2 separate regions of the Homo sapiens genome follow, and region 2 is linked to region 1. A link is an interaction called in ENCODE POLR2A ChIA-PET data of the cell type or tissue named here. Cell type or tissue: A673. All regions are shown on one strand. Links, peaks and the distances in the headings refer to the core of each region. The heading gives the core; the rest is flanking DNA. Region 1 has its middle 33 kb from the start of PCDH1. Region 2 holds the start of PCDHAC2 (protocadherin alpha subfamily C, 2).

Evidence for each region. ChIA-PET counts read pairs that join two places held together with the same protein. Peaks named below come from ENCODE experiments on the same cell type or tissue, not always from the same donor. Only the 100,000 strongest peaks of a DNase experiment are listed, where the experiment ranks them.
Region 2: POLR2A ChIA-PET joins it to region 1 with 10 read pairs; 3 of 35 experiments call an interaction of 5 or more read pairs at or near these places.

The regions. Positions count from the first base shown.
Region 1 is chr5:141,842,853-141,848,219 of GRCh38, reverse strand. No RefSeq gene overlaps it. Among named protein-coding and RNA genes, the nearest start is that of PCDH1, 33 kb to the left of the region's middle. RefSeq lists an enhancer at 623-1,444 and a silencer at 1,822-2,116. In A673, for the core only: a CTCF peak has its summit at 2,606 (motif pointing left); a DNase peak (open chromatin) is centred at 1,989.
Region 2 is chr5:140,963,685-140,969,051 of GRCh38, reverse strand. All of the region lies in intron 1 of PCDHA1 (protocadherin alpha 1), which reads right to left. All of the region lies in intron 1 of PCDHA2 (protocadherin alpha 2), which reads right to left. The region is part of intron 1 of PCDHA3 (protocadherin alpha 3); the gene reads right to left. All of the region lies in intron 1 of PCDHA4 (protocadherin alpha 4), which reads right to left. It also overlaps PCDHA5, PCDHA6, PCDHA7, PCDHA8, PCDHA9 and PCDHA10, and 6 more genes. In A673, for the core only: no CTCF peak of the experiment used is centred there; a DNase peak (open chromatin) is centred at 2,541; H3K4me3 peaks cover 1,842 bases; H3K27ac peaks cover 1,254 bases.

The sequences.
Region 1 (5,367 bases), core at 49-5,048:
GGAGGCTGAGGCAGGAGAATCATTTGAACCCGGGAGGCAGAGGTTGCAGTGAGCCGAGATTGTGCCACTGCACTCTAGCCTGGACAGCAGAGCAAGACTCCATCTCGGAAAACAAACAAAAGAATGGTCCCCACTTTCCATCAAACTTGGAGTCAGAGAGACCTACGTTAGAAATTTGGCTGTACTTATTTCTAGTGGCATGACCTTGGGTAGGTGGCTGAGCCTCAGTTTCTTCCTCTGTAAGGTGGGGATAATAGTGCTTACCATCACCAAAGGTTATTGTGGGGCTTCAATGAGATAATTTGTCCACTTTTTTATTTATCACACGTCTAACACCTACTAAGTGGCAGGCACTGTCTCAGGTGCTAGCATTATGGTGCTGAATAAGACAGGCATGATGCCTACTCTCTCTCTCTGGGAACTTGCATTCTAGAGGAAAAGACAGACAATAAACAAATAAATGAGATAATTATAGATTGTGTTAAAGTGCTGTGAAGGAAACAAACAGTGGGACAAGAAGGAGGATAACTGGAGGTGGGGGAGGGGAGGGGGCTGCTTTACCCAGCCAGGGAAGCTTCCCTGAGGAAACCTGAAGGTTGGCCAGTGTACTCCAGCCTGGGCAACAAGGTGAGACCCTGTCTCAAAAAAGAGAAAAAAAAAAATAACCCTGAAGTTTTAGAGCTTGGCAAAGAACATTCCAGATACAAGGAAACTGCAGGGAAATTGCCTTCAAAGGCCCTGAAGTGGGAGAAAAGAGCATAGCCACAGTACTCTAAGATGCTAAGATTCCTCAGGGCAGTTACCTGGGTTTCTTTTCTTCTAACCTTCTGGGCAAAGTGAGTAGAAATGGAGGGGAGTTGGCCGGGTGTGGTGGCTCACGCCTGTAATCTCAGCACTTTCGGAGGCTGAGGCGGGCAGTTCGAGACCAGCCTGATCAACATGGAAAAACCTCGTCTCTACTAAAAAAAAAAATACAGCCGGGTGCGGTGGCTCACGCCTGTAATCCCAGCACTTTGGGAGGCCGATGCGGGCGGATCACGAGGTCAGGAGATCAAGACCATCCTGGCTAACATGGTGAAACCCCGTCTCTATTAAAAATACAAAAAAATTAGCCAGGCTTGGTGGCGGGCGCCTGTGGTCCCAGCTACTCGGGAGGCTGAGGCAGGAGAATGGCGTGAACCCGGAAGGCGGAGCTTGCAGTAAGCCGAGATTGCGCCACTGCACTCCAGCCTGGGTGACAGAGCGAGACTCCGTCTCAAAACAAACAAACAAACAAACAAAAAAATTAGCCGAGCATGGTGGCGCATGCCAGTAATCCCAGCTACTCGGGAGGCTGAGGCAGGAGAATCGCTTGAACCTGGGAGGCGGAAGTTGCGGTGAGCCGAGATCACACCATTGCACTCCTGTCTGGGCAACAAGATTGAATCTCGGTCTCAAGAAAAAAGAAAAAAATGGAGGGGAGTTTCCATCCTGCTGGGCCAAACCCCTTCCCCTCCAACCCCATCCCCTGGAGTAATATTGGGGAGATGTGGGCTTCATCAGTCAGCCCATCTGTCCAGCTTAATCTTCCACCTGTTCTATAGCTGCCCCCAACCCCCCTCCCAGTTTCAGGACAGGTCTCAGCCCGCTATTTTCCCAGTGGGTTCTGGGGTTCCTAGTCCTCTTGGGCAGGCGGGGCAGGTTAGGGCCCCTCCAGAATCTGCCATTACAGATCCTGGATGAAACAGAATTTAGTATCTGACCTGCAGGGGCCAAGGGGTGGATGTTTCCCAGATGAAGATGACCAAGGGGTTTAGGGGCTTAGGCCTTTTAGAGTTTCCCCCTTGGCCTGGGTCTCACTTCAAGGAGGCGGCCTGGATCCCTGTCTGATTCCCCCTCAAAGAATGCTTCCTGTAACATGGATACATTTCACACACAGCCGCCCGCCCCTGCTGCAGAGCGCACACAGCTCCTCTCACACACACTCACCATCCAGCTGCACCGTGCGTCTCCATGGCAACCAGTAGGCCTGGTCCACGGATGTTAGAAATAAGTGCCAGAGGAAGAGGAGAGAGAGAGGGAGAGGGAGAAGGGAGAAAGAGAAATAAAGAGACTTAGAAAGATAACCTCCCAAGGAGAGCCCTACCCTTTCCTTACAACCCTGCCAGGAAGACGTGAGTGGATTCGGGCCCTGAGGACGGAGGAGCTCAGGGTGGGGACTAAGCAGTAGATTAGGGGCTGTCTGGACACAGGTAACGGGGCACAGTGGGCAGTAAGGAGTGGGCAGAATCAAGGGAACTTTCTTGACAGTCTGTAGTCTTGGGATAGGAATACTTGGTCTAGGTGAAAAAGGCAGATGGGGGTGGGTGGGTAGGGGTGGAAGACTTGGGGAAGCTACTTTCTCTTCTTCCTGGCCTAATTGGCTGTTCGGGCCGAAACCACCTCTTAGTCACTTAGTCTAATCAGAATTGTTCCGGAGAAGACAGTCGGGGAGGGGAAGGAGAAGCAGGGGTGTGAAGGGGGAGGGTGGGTGGAGACAAAGCTGGGTGAAGGTGGGGGTGGGAGTTCCTTCTACCACCTGCCATCCATCCTATCGCCACCCAGTGGATGGGGTGGGCTGTGACTATACAGGCTGATGGGTCTCTCTAACAGCCTCCCAGCTGCCACTAGCACCCCTTCACGCCCACTTGCTTTTTACTCTGCCCCTTCTCGTCTGTCTCCATGTATCTCTGTCTCTAGCTCTAGCTCTCACTCTCACTCTCTCCTGGTCACCCTGTCTAGCTCCTCACCTTCCTTTCTCCCCTTCCTGGGAGTCTCCTGACCTCTGGCCACCAATATTTGTGTATGGAACAGATAAAGGATATAGGATTGCTAATCTAGGCCAATCCACTGGTGAGTGGAGGAGGAGCAGGGGGAGGGGATTATACTGAAAGGAGCCCTGTCTTTGGGGAGAAAGAGAGAGTAGGGTGGACGCTGGCCTGGCACGACTCCCCTCCACATACCCACACAGGTCAGGGTGTGTGTGTGTGTGTGAGTTTGGTCTGGAGCTGGACGGGCTGACTGTCTCAGACAAGTTACTTAACCTCTCTGTGCATCACTTTTTCTAACTATGAGATGAGGATAATACATTCCAAAAATGCAGTGTGGATTTAAGGTGAGAATGCACGTAAGTTGCTTAGCATGGTATATTGTAAGGGCTCAATAAATGGCAGCTTTTATCATCACTCCAGACTCTTGTCCTTTCTCCGGGGTCCTTCTGGAGCCAGGACAGCTGCATCTTCCAATCCCCTCCTCCTGCCACTGCTTCTCCATTCTTGGGGGCCCAAATTGCCTCTCAGTTCCTGGACCCATCCCCCTTGCCTGGCTCCCAGGGCTACTCACTATGGTGTCCCCGTGTAGGGGATGAGGCTGGGATCCTGCCCTCTGCCCACAAGGTCTGGAGGGACACACTTCTTCAGTTTAGGGTCTGTTTTTCCCTTCTCTGCAGGCCTCAGAGGGGAGGAAAGGGGACAGCCATAAATGATGTAGGGGAAGCGTACTTGCTGAGGGGGACAATAAGGGATGAGCAGCGTCCAGAAACCTAAATATTTCATGGGGCTGCAGCGCTGGGAAGGGCAAAGTCCCTGAGCTGTGTTTGTGCATATGCGCTTGACTCCATGTGGCTTGGAGCTGTTCCATATGCCCAATGCCCTCCTTACCCCCCAACCCTCAAAATGCTACACTCAGGAAAGCTGCTCTCGTGAACCCTTTCCTGGCCAAGATCCCTCCAAAACCTTCCCAGCACATGTATATTTCATTTCTTATAGCTGTAGTGGTTCCTACGGCTTTTAGGCTGTATGTTTACACAGTCATGTCTTTTTTTTGCCCCTGTGTTCAATGTCCCCCCCTCCGTAGGGACAAAAAAAGGCATGACTCCCAAGGACTGGTACCCTTAACCCTCATTCCCTCTGCCTTATCAGGAGACCCCAGTAGCTGGAAAAAGCTGGTGGGTTGGGAGCAGAGGCAGAGGTTGGGGTGGTAGGGAGGAGGTCGAGGTCTCCCGAATTTATGTCTCTGTCACGGTTGACTAAGGAGGAAGGTGTCCAGCAGAACAGGTGGGAATGAGGGGGACAGCATCCGAGTCTAGTGGCTTCCATGCCCCCTGCTTGCAGATGAGCTGGGGGACTGTCTCTGTCAAACCTCTGTCTTAGGGTAGTTCCTGTAGGGCTGCTGCCTATGACCCTTTCCTGACAACATATCTAAGTAAGGGAATAGAAGGTGTCCCTTTCAATCTTGGTCACAGGCCCCCCTTGTCCCTTTCCTTGACCGTATTCCAATCTATGATTATTTAATCTTTTTGAGCCTTCAATTTCTGCCTCTTCCCACTAGAATAAAAGTTTGCAGGAGGCCAGAACGTTGTTTAACTTATTTACCACCACCGAAAATATTTGTTGCATGAATGAGTGAATGGAAGGAATTCTGCTTAGAGATTCTGTAGCCAGAGCAAGATAAGGGAGGGAGAAGGAGGGCAGGCTCCAGATGAGTAGGGCTGTAGGTGAGAACTGTGGTGAAAAGGGGGAAAGAGGGTTAGATGGTGAAGAGAGTGGGTGGGATGGGTTGGGAGGGACAATGGGGAAGAGGAGAGACCTGGGATGGAAGCAGATGGAGCTAGAACCAGGAGGCATGGACTTTAGGGGAAGGGATTCAGGTGCCCAGAGGCACCAGAGGCAGGGGCTTTGGGTAGGAGGAGGGCAAACCTGGAATAGGGAGTCAAGGACAGAGTGTGTCCTTGGCAAGGGCAAGGGGAAACCTGAAATTCAGGTCCGGGGCCACAGTGAGTAGAGTGCAGGGACCCACCAAGAGCAGCTGAGTCATAAGGATTTCCCAGGGCCTGCTGGTACCACCAATGTCCCTACAACTCACTCTCATCCCCAGATCTCCTCCCCTTGTCCTTCTAAGCCCATAAACAGGAAATGCCCCAGGCTGGGCTGGCCAGGCCGCCCTTATAGAAAGAGCCAGGGATCCTCCTCTGGCTGGGAAGGAGGCAAAGCCACAGGGGCTCCTGACCCTTTGATTACCCATGCTCTACCCAGGGAGGCTCCTTCGGAAGCCTCCGTCTTCCCAAATCAAAGGTGATGGCAATATTAACTCATTAGCACTAAGCCCCTAGAGGAAGCTGGATTTGAGGGGTAATCTTTTCACAGGGCCTCACCTTGTTCCTTGGCCCTCTCCTCAGCCCAGGGGCTTCCTGAGAAGGCAGACAAGGGACAGGCGAGATAGCCTGGAGGCTGGGGGGTGGGGAGATTCCCCTGAGAAGCAGTGTCTCCCCGGAATTGGGCAGAGTGGCTATGTGTGTGGGGGTGGGGGTGAGGGAACAGAGGAGATTGGAGGTGTGCACCTGCAGTGGTT
Region 2 (5,367 bases), core at 255-5,254, 880 kb after region 1:
TTGTTGGCTTGTTTGTACAGTTCTGCAGGGGACCTTTCCCTTACTCCACAGAAGCCTCCACAGCATGCAGTGCCATACGCAGTGTAGCGGTAGCACTTGATGATGCTCAAAATGATGATTGTCAAAAGAAATATAAAAGACACTGTGCTTAATGCTATTATTAGATAAAGGGTAATTTCAGAGTATGTCCGAGGGCTCTTAACATGCCTCTGAGTGTCAGGGAGGATTTTGGAAACCCTATCCACCACAGCTACTGTAATGGCCACAGAGGCTGATAGTGATGGCTCTCCATTATCTCGGACCACCACGGTCAGGTTGAAAGTGCTACCACTCTCATCTCCCATCTTCCTGGTAGTCCTAATTTCTCCTGTGTGCAGCTCTACCTTAAAGAGGTCCAGGTCAGAAGTCTGGGCTAGATGGTAAAAAAGCCAAGCATTTTGCCCAGAGTCTGAGTCCATAGCTATGACTTTGGTGACCAGGTAGCCAGCAGGGGCAGTTCGAGGCACCATCTCGAAGGCTGCTGACGAGTTGGTTGAGGTAGGGTACAGAATGTGAGGGGCATGGTCATTCATGTCCACCACATATACGTTGGCAGTCACAGTGCTGCTCAGTGGTGGGCTCCCCTTGTCCTGAGCCTCCACAGTCACAAAGAACTCCCGAAACTTCTCATAGTCAAAGGAGTTGACAGCATAAAGGCTGCCACTGGCACTGTTAATGGAGACATAGGAGGTGACTGGCAGCCCTTGAATCTCCCTCTCCAGAAGGGAGTAGGTCACCTCTGCATTCTCCTTTTCATCTGGGTCTGTGGCTTGCACAGTACAGAGCAACACACCTGGCAAATTGTTCTCCTGTATGTAGATGGAATAGGAGTCCTCCAGGAAGCTTGGTGGATTGTCATTGATGTCAGAGATCTCAACCTTCAGTGTACGCAGGGATGTGAGCTGCGGTATTCCCCCATCTGTGGCTGTCACCGTGATGTTGTAGACAGCCACCCGCTCTCGGTCCAGTGGGCCGCTCACCACCAGTGTATAGGAGTTTCCAAAGCCATTCAGTCGGAAAGGCAGTGTGGCCTCCAGACCCAGGCTCACTTTCCGGTTGGGGCCTGAGTCTTGGTCATTGACACTGAGAACGGCCACAATGGTGTTGGGTGTAGCATTCTCAGGCACTGGGCTATACAGGTCCGTGAGCACCACCTCTGGGGCATTGTCATTCACGTCCACGATGTCCACCAGCACCTTGCAGTGACCTGCCATGGGCACTGGACCCCGGTCAGTCGCCTGCACATAGATCTGGTAGGAGGAGGCTTCCTCATAATCCAGCCCCCCAATTACTCGCACTTCCCCGGTACTGGCATCTATGCTGAAGAGCTGCCTCTCCCGGTCCGACGTGTAGCTGCTCAAGGAGTACCTGAGCTCACCATTGGAGCCCTCATCCGGGTCTGAGGCATTCAGCTTCACCACCAATGTGCCTGGGGGTGAGTCCTCCCGTAGCTGGACGCGATAAGTGGACTGGTCAAAGGCAGGAGAGTTGTCGTTAGTGTCCAGGACACGCACAGAGATCTGTGCCGTACCCGAGCGGGCTGGGATGCCCCCATCCACGGCTGTGAGAACCAGGTGGTGCAAGGCTGCCTGCTCCCGGTCTAGGCCCTTACGCAGCACCAGCTCAAGCACTTTACTGTTCTCCTGCAGGGGCTTAAGGTCCAGCTCGAAGTGCTCGCTGGGGCTGAGCTCGTAGGTCTGTACTGAGTTGGCGCCCACGTCGGGGTCCTGCGCACTCTCTATGTGAAAGCGCGCTCCAGGCGCCACCGATTCGCTTACCTGAAGCTGGTAGTTGGGCCGCGGGAAACGCGGTGAGTTGTCGTTGATGTCCAATATTTCCACCTCAACGGCGCTCACCGCCACGGGGTTGTGCGCCAGCACTTCCAAGCTGAGCAGGCAGCGAGGCCGCTGCTCACACAGCGCCTCCCGATCAATGCGCTCGTTGACGAAGAGCGCTCCACTCGTCAGGTCCAGCTCCAGGTAGCGCGGACTGGGCGCACCCAGATGGTTGATGCGCAAGCAACCCGGCCCCAAGCGCCGCAGCTCAAGCCCCAGCGCGCGAGCCACGTTGCCCACGAGCGCGCCGGGTGCCTGCTCCTCTGGCACAGAGTATCGCAGCTGGGAGGCCGCAGGGCCAGGTAGCAGCAGCAGCAACAGCAGCAGGAGAGGCAGTAGCAGCAGCCAGGGCATGGGCCGCCGGAGCCGTGGATGCTCTGTCGCCGCAGGTCTGGTGCCCGCCTGCTCCATAGCCACTGGCCGCGGCGGAGGCAGCCGGGCAGGGCCGGAGGCGGCAGCTTCCCCAGCCGTGCCCCACGCCCGGGCCCCGCCTCCGCTCGTGCCACCCTGCGCCTGCTCCCCCACCGCTCACGCTCTAGAAAGCGCCTGGGGCCGCTCCCTCCGTAGGCCCTCCCAAGGGCTCCTGGCCCCACCGTCCTCGCTGACTCCCCATATTCCAGCTCCTCCGCTCGCCTCCGAGTCGCTCAACCCGGCTCGGCTTCCTGCTGCTGCTGCCGCTACAGCTCCAGGGGGAGGGAAAAGGAAACAGAAGGGAAGACAGAGGGGGAGGGGGAAAGGGAGCGGTAGGAGGGCTCAGCAAGTCCTGCTCTGATTCCGCGCCGAAGTGGCGGACAGCGAACCCGGACTGCTCAGCCTCTCCAGCCCCATCTCCTTCACCCTGGACCTGCCGGATCCCAGCGGACCGCAGGAACACGGCCACTCCCTTTCTCCCTACCCCCACTGTCCAGTTCATCCAGTCTCCACCGTCTCTCCCCTGCTTAACGGGTCTTTAAGGAGATTAGTCTGGGAAAAGCAGTCAAGCCCCTAGAAGTCTGGCTATCAGCTCCCCAGGAAAAGATCTCCAAGCGCAATTCAGGAAAATAAACTGAGGGGCCTTAGCTAAGTATGGGCACCCAGGCGGCGGATCTAACATTAAAAGGAAACAACGCAGGGGGAGGCGCTCTGGGGTTACTGGCGATGGGAACTATTCACCTGACTCCCACATCTTCCCTGGACACTCTTAAGTACTGCAGAAAGTGCTCAACTCCTAGGGCAAAAGGAGGGGGATGGCAAATGCTGCCCTCTTTCCGGGAGCAAGCCTAAAACCAGCATCCTGGGATCCAAGACTCAATTCTGCTCTCGGCCAAGTGGCCCTTATTTTCAGTGTGTGCCTTGGCAAATAACCAATATTTAAATGTTTAAAATGCTCTGTTTAAAAAAATAGTCTCCATGAAGCTGTAGGCAAATCTATTATTTGACCCATTTTGGCGACAATGGGGAAAATCTGGTAAAATTTTTAAAGAGATTCTTCTCTCAAGCTTTTTCTAATCTTGCTTCAAATCTTTTACATTTATCACCCAAGACATTTTCTTTCAAGAGTAATTTAAAATTTTTTCTTTAATGGATGACAATGTCTTCAAGAGTCTGCAAAACCATTAAATCAAGAGCGTTACTGTTGATCTCCTAAGCCAGGCTGGAATTTGGATTCCATTAATGCTTTGCAGTTAAAAAAAAAAAAAAATCTGCTGTCATTAAGCAAAATGTGGGAGTCTGGGATTTATCTTACAATAACCAGCAATTTCAATGACTGCAGCTTATCTTCCTTAAATATAAGACTCCTTAGACTTCTGTTCTTCTGTGTCCCCAAGTTTCCTCTTGTACTGCTATAGAGGCAACACAGAGACAACAAATTCACTTCAGTAAAAGAGAAGGTAGAAGGATCAGAGGAAATCTTTCCATGCTGTGTCATTGCCTCTGCTGCTCAGTTCTGAATATTCACTCTTCCCAGGTTCTCACATTTCTTCCACAGGAATTTGAAATCTATTGCCTCATGTGCAAAAAAAGCACTCACTAAAACGTCCTTTCTCTTCATCTCCCAGTATTCTGTCATCTGTAGATCTTCCTCTATGGGTCATTTTCTAGCTATGGACTGGAACAAAGTCAGAGTGAGACCTGACATTTGGCATGCTTCCCTCCTAGAGCGGACAGTTAAAGGAGCCAAGGTTGTGATCCTGACACCCAGAATTCAAAGGCCTGAACTAGCACATCCCTTCGTTCCACCAACCAAGCACACTCACTATCAATGCTCCACTACCTAGCCAGTGTTATTCCAGAGAAGCGCCCAGCCTCCTATCACTGCTGCTTCTTATTTGTCCTCTTTGTTTCCTCAAGGGTACAGAGTAGGAAGCAATTTTCATCAAAATCTATTCCTGTCTCCTTTCTTGGGTCTCTGGCTTCTTCCTCTTCTCTCTGCATCCTCCCCAAACATCCCTACAATAATTCTGTCTCAGTTTGCTGTGGTAATTTGATCTCGGAGGCCTTAATCTCTCAAGTGCACAAATTGTGGACCTGGCCTGTGTCCTCACCCATTACTTGTTTCTGAAAATAAATGGCTTATAAGTGGAATCAAGTTGTAAGTTGTCATGAAAAGTGATCTTTCCTCCCCTTATCTCCTCCCAGCCCTCCAAGTCGCTGCCATCTCTGCACGCAGCTCAGAGACCTGGCCACTGGGTATTGACCAGGCATAGACCTGTGACTGTGAAAAAATCATAGGCACTTAAGGAAGAGATTACAGTGGCAGAGGCTTGGTAATTTTTTAATGGAAGCCCCCAAATGTCATGTCTTGGGAGAAAAACCAGGACTCTCCTTTCAGCACTCTTGTCATCTTCCAGCAAGGACACCTGCCAGGTTGTCCATTATGCTGTTTTAGGCCTTGTAGGTATTTAGCTCCAGCTAGAATTTACTGCCTTAATTATTAAGGAGTCAAATATAAAGCCAACACAATCAGCCTCATTTTGAAAGACATTGTACTAAAGAGATGGTATACTCTATTTGGCACTATAATGATTTCGTTCCTCACACCATTATACTGAGGCTCCTGCCAACCTTACTAGTTGTTAGAATGTGATTGCTCAGACTGTTGTTAATTACCCTTTCTACAAATATTAACACTAATGCCTTGACCACACCATTATGCATTCCTTTCCTTGGACCTTCAAGAGCTCTCTATTAAAAAGTAGAACACAGTAATTAGGAATATAGACTTTGGAGTCAGTCACACTCCTGCCAGTGACTAACTGTTTGGCTATGGACATGTTACTTAGCCTAAGCTTCACTTTACTCATTTTAATTAAGGAAAACAATAGTAAGCAAAACTCATACGGTTATTATTATGATTACATGAGAAAATGTATGTAAAGCAATTTGCACAGTGACTAGTTAAGTACATTATTGTTGTTGTTGCTGTCGTCATGAAATACAACAATTTATTATCATCAGATAAAACCTTAGTTGGCAGTCTATATGTAGCATGGCCCTTTAGATATCAAACACG